2 separate regions of the Homo sapiens genome follow, and region 1 is linked to region 2. The links are chromatin contacts, found by Hi-C or POLR2A ChIA-PET in ENCODE. All regions are on one chromosome and are shown on one strand. The core of a region is the stretch at or near the end of the contact, and the rest is flanking DNA. Distances in the headings are between cores, read along the strand shown.

Region 1 (2,700 bases), core at 19-2,518, 48 kb after region 2:
CTGAGCCCAGGAGGTTGAGGCTGCAGTGAGCTGAGATTGTGCCACTGTACTCCAGCCTGGGCAACCAGAGTGAGACCCTATCAAGGAGGGAAGGAGGAAAGGAAGGAAGGGAGTGAGGGAGGGAGGGAAAATGTCCATCATTACTTTTATAAAATTCTCAAGCACACATCTTTTTAATGCTCTGTGACAAAATGAGAAGTACACAGAACTTGTGCTGCATACCAAAGTATGATGTTTGTCTCAAAAACTACTTGTGTGATTAAGTTGTGAGTTGAACTAGCTACTATTTTCATTGGACACCATTTTTATTGTATATGGTCATTCGGTTTTGGGTATTTAGAATACTTTTTTTTTGGAAATGAATGAAGTGAACCTGTCACTTTAAGGAAAATGACTGACATTTGTTGCCAATGATAAAATCTGAGCTTTCAAGCAAAAATTGGAATTTTTAGAAAACTTGTCTCTGCTACTTTGACCTTGAGATCTTCCTAAAACTTAAAAAATGTTGTTGATGAGATAGGGAGTATTAATAATAGTGATATTTTGATGCTCTATAATGAAATGTGTCAATATATAGAAGATCTGCATAACTCAGTGAACCAATATTTTGTAACTAAACAATGCAAGGTATTTCAAAATCATGTAAGGGTAAAAGATCCATCCTAAGTGCCAAGATATAAAGAGTACAAAACATTCATTGATATGGTTTCAGATTCCACATTGCAACTCACCTTTAAGAAACTTCTACGTGTCAAGTTTTGAAGTGGTATCAAAAAAGAATACAATTATTTGAAAAGTCTATTAAAATATGCCTCCCTTTTCCAACTACTTATCTGTGGGAGGTTGGATTTCCTTCATATACTTGAATCACAAGACGTATCTAAATAGACTGAATGGAAAAACATATATGAGAATCCAGTTGAAAATTATTAAGCCAGACATTAGATTTGCAAAAATGTAAGATAATACTCTGCCTGGTAATTTTTTGTTACTGTTTTAGAAAATAGTTATTTTTCATTAAAATACTATTCATTATTTATGTTAACATGTAGCGGGTTTATTACATTTAAGAAATCTATTAGTTTTAATTTCAAATACAGTAAATATTGATAAATACAGCCTACATAAGCAAAAGTTCTTTGGAGTCCTCAATGATTTTTTTAAGAGTGTAAAAGGGTCCCTAGACCAAAACGTTGCTGTGGAAATAAAGTAAGTTATAATGCCACCTGCTGGCAAAGCCTGAAATCATTGCTGCTCCTGAAAGCAGCAGCTACCAAACTGTTTCCTCACGTATATCCAGATAGGTCTCAAAGAATGCTCTTCTTTGAGACTCAGCCAGGGGAAGGCAGCTGGGGTGAGTGGGGGAGATTTTGAGACAGAGTTCTCTTACTGAGTAGTAGTAATAATCCTCCCCAGTAGCCTGTCTTAACTTAAACCACAGGTTACTGAAGTTGGCACCTGTAGTATAAGAGATTTACTTCTGTTTTCTTCATTTGACTCCTTGAGCTGTGTCTCTTCACAGCTTGTTAACTCCACTTTTTCTTCTTCAGAAATATCTGTCACTATAAGATGTTTTATTCCCTTATAGGGGAAACGTCTAGCTGGGCTCATTGAAGTTTAGGCATTGGTCCTAAAGAAATATGTGGGCATCATGATTCCAGGCAGTTGAATGCTCTTGGGATTTTATTCAGCCTTTAAGTTGCCTCTGTGGGCTCACTAAAATGGAGAGAAAAGAATAGTTCGGGGGAGAGGTTTTTTCTTACTCTGACCATGTCTGTCTAACAGTTCCTTGTTTGAAATCATCCAATAGAAAACTGAAGCCATTTGAAGCTTCTCCCCACCCCACCCCATGCTTCATTTTCCTTTTGGCATTGCTCATAATACTGATTCAAACTTCACACTTCCCTCCTTTTGTTTGTAGATTTTAAATGGAGGGACTCCAGACATTCCTTCCAGTGGCCTACTATCAGGCCAGGCTCAGGAGAACCCAGGTTATCCATATTCTGATAGTTCTTCTATTCTTGGTAAGTGGCATCATTATTCGTTTCCATTGCAATGAGCTTGCAAAACATCTTACATAAAGTCAATTTTAAGAACTGAACTGTGTGAAACAAGCTAATCCTAGATAAATTTGATAGGAACAGAATAAAAGTTTAAAATTTGTTTAAATCTCTAAAAAGTTGACCAGTATTTGAGTTTTGGTGGAGGTCCAAGTTTGTGCCTGGAACTCAAGAGGAGGCTACAGCTACCTAGACATAGGCTTTCTCCCATGTGGGGCATAATCTCTTCAGAGAGAGAAGGCTAATGAAGGTTCAGAGATAATGCCTAGAAGGGTGATTAGTAAGCATATCAGAAGGTATTAAAAGTCATTAAGTGAAAAGAGTTTGCTTTTCCCATCACATCCATCTTTTTCTCCCCTGGGCTTTCTAGATCTGTTTTTTTCCTAAACTCTCCCTTCCTATTTGCCTTTCTTTTTGTAACTCCTCTTAACTGGTTACATCAGATTATTAAAATAAGCTTGACTCAAATATTTTTAACATTTACTAAATTTTAAGCGCTTTGTACTTATTTCTAAAATGATCATTTGATTCCTTAGAGCTGTCTCTTCACAACGTAACCCCACTTATTTCTTACGTATTTTTAAAAAATTGGTTCTTTCCTCTAAAAAACAGCGATATAAAAAAAGATAGCCATGCAGCC
Region 2 (2,747 bases), core at 184-2,683:
TAACCTGGAAGATTGACAGGAGGATTAGATGAGATTCTGCATGGACATAACAGTCCTTGGCATGATGTCTAGCAGTGAAGAAACATAAATATGAGAATAATAACTTCCTTCTTCCTCCGCTGTCTATTCCTTCTCTTATTCTAGTCCTGTCTGCTGTTGGGTTTTGTCTGTTGTTTTGGGTAAATAGCTAACCTCTCTGCCTCTTTTTGTCTGTAGAAATGCTACTGGTTCTGAATGGGTACTTCGCGCCCCCTATAGGACATCGTGGGAATGTGTGTGGGTGATCTGGATGTCACAGTGACCCAGACGAGGCTTTTACTGGGGGAAGAGGGGAAGGCAGGGGTGCTAGATATAATGCTTGGGGAACAAAAGATTGCCCAACATCTGCATAGCTGCCTAATGCTCAGTGCATTCTTGTGGGCAAAACCCTGCTTAAAATTATCTGGGCCTAGAGTCTGACTCCAATTAACACATAAACACAAATAATTTTTGCATGTTTTTAATATATACTGAATTTTCTGCGAACACAGCTACCAAGTATATAAGATTTACCTATTTGTTATGAATAGGTGCAAGCATTTCATATATCTTTCATGATGTTTTCTGGTGTAGCGGTGCCCCAATACTTACATATTGATTTACATGTTGTCTTATTTTTAACTATATTTCCTTTCTTCTTTGTATTACAGTTAGGGCATTATATTGATTATTTTTGGAATTATAAGTGTTGTAAGGTTATATTACTTACAGATTTCAAGAGAGCTAAAGACATATTTAAAATATTTTTATTGCATTTTTGACAATATGAAAGAGCAAGAGAGAGAGAGTGTGTGTGCGTGCATGCATGCACATGCTTACAAATTAGCTAGAAAAATCCTAAGACAGACTTTAAATGAAAAGAAATGGTTTCATAGCTCCTAGAAATGTCCTTTTACATAAGGATATGTAGTAGAAGTCCAAATTTTTAACTGCATTCATTGTCAGAGAAATGAGGTGTTTTGATGTTTCCCCTGTCCCTTTTAGAAAGTATATGATCCTAAAAGAGCCTGAAACAGTTTCCATTGTCATATTTTTTCATTTTTGCAATCTCTATTTTTTTCACTCCTCCCACCTGTGCATATATATATTTAAAAGCGTCCCCATATAGACTTTTAAAGAAAGAAAAGCCAGCCAGGCTCCCCACTCTTTACTAAGTTTGTTTTGATTGTTTTGTGGCCTCTGCCTGCACCTCGGCCTGAGTCAGACTGACTCTGGGAGCTGTGGGCAGGTCCAAGGGAAAGTCAAGGAGGTAATGAGGCTTCTCGTGGGGGCAACTTGTAGGCCAAGTTGGGTGGGTTGAAGTCAGTCTACCAGAAGCTTCCTGCCTCAAGCCTGGGCCTCTACCTGTCCTGAAACCTGAGGGCTCTCCAGTTGGACCACGAGGGTCTGACATCCAGGAGGATCCCCAGGAGAGAGCAACCGTCACTAGGGAATATGCTGCCCAGCACTGACTGTACTGAGCAGCAGTGTTGTGTGCCTGTTGGGTTGATGCCATGGATAGCCAGGCGTTCAGAACTGAACACGACACCTAAAAGGCAAACACGAACTGTGAATGTGCCAGTGTCAGATGCTGCCTTGGTGGTCATGTGTGGGCTGGCAGTAAGCTTTTGGTCCCTTAACACTCGCTGTTGGAAATTTCCCAAGGCTTTCATCTAGGGTAGCTGGTGTGTGATTTCCCTGTCCTTTGTTACTCCTATCTGGAAACTAGTTGAAATCTTTTCTATGATATTGATATAGTTACAGAAAATCTGAATACTTACTACTAAGTTTTATAGTTCTGCTTAGTTCAAAGTAACACAACCTCATAAGAGAAAGTTTGAAACAGGTAGAGAAATTGAAAGATGAAAATCACTACCCATTATCTCAGCCCACAAAGATAGCTACTATCAGCATTTTGGTTTGTTTCCTTTCAGTCCTTTCTGTGTTTATGAAATTTTATTATATAAATAATTCATGTCCAATATAGAAAAAGATGGAAAATTGAGAAATTATAACGTTAAAACAAAACTGACCCATCTCACCAGTTGGAGATGTCTTAATATTCTGGTGAATTTTTTTTTGTCTTTTTTCTATAGACACATAAGAAGACTGGGAAATATTGTGTATATACGTTTGTACCCTTTTTCACCAATGTATATCAATGTATATCAGTTCACTAATGAATACTAATTAAATGAAAATTTATTAAATGTATATCTATTTATATCTATTGATATATTAACAGATGCCAGTGCATATCTATTAAAAGAGTACTATGTAAGAGATGATGTTCTTAAACATAAAATTTAATTTAGGCATGAAATTACTTTGTCAAAAGATATATCAGTTTATATTCAGATATACAGTGTACTGACCTGCCCATTTACCACATCTTCACTAATACTGGTATTATCTTTAAATAGAATCTTTGCTAATATGAGCAGTGAAAGTGGCATATTATCTATTAAATTTTGACGGTTATGAGATTGAGCATGTTTTTGTATACTTACTGGTCTTTGTGTTTCATCTTTTGGGGTTTCCTATTCATAGTCTCTGCTTAGTTTTCCACTGAGGTATTTGCCTTTTTATTGATTTATAAGAGATTTTGTTTTGTTTTAACTCAGAAAAGGTAGTATTGCTTCAGTTGTCACAGAGCTTTGGAGTCAGACAGAGCTGGGTTTGAACCCTGGCTTTCCTACTTGTGAGCTGAGGGATTTCAGGCAATTTAT

The links. Hi-C counts contacts between places; a loop is a spot of excess contacts on that map. ChIA-PET counts read pairs that join two places held with the same protein, here RNA polymerase II (POLR2A). Pooled maps may share reads with other maps.
Region 1: a loop to region 2 is called in a pooled map, with 3 times the contacts of the local background. The contact joins two enhancer-like sites. A Hi-C loop is called at or near these places in 1 of 37 single-sample maps with no recorded cell type and 9 of 50 pooled maps. POLR2A ChIA-PET finds 5 or more read pairs at or near these places in 3 of 52 experiments (K562, RWPE1 and activated CD4-positive, alpha-beta T cell).

Annotation. Positions count from the first base shown.
Region 1 is chr11:13,383,768-13,386,467 of GRCh38, forward strand. It overlaps BMAL1 (basic helix-loop-helix ARNT like 1), which reads left to right. Exons shown (of 20, transcript NM_001297719.2): 19 at 1,922-2,024. Among named protein-coding and RNA genes, the nearest start is that of BTBD10, 78 kb to the right of the region's middle. Within about 2 kb of position 1,269, at least 5 of the 41 ENCODE cell types and tissues checked have a DNase peak (open chromatin) inside an H3K27ac peak, as active enhancers do.
Region 2 is chr11:13,335,183-13,337,929 of GRCh38, forward strand. The region is part of intron 3 of BMAL1 (basic helix-loop-helix ARNT like 1); the gene reads left to right. Among named protein-coding and RNA genes, the nearest start is that of BMAL1, 59 kb to the left of the region's middle. Within about 2 kb of position 1,434, at least 5 of the 41 ENCODE cell types and tissues checked have a DNase peak (open chromatin) inside an H3K27ac peak, as active enhancers do.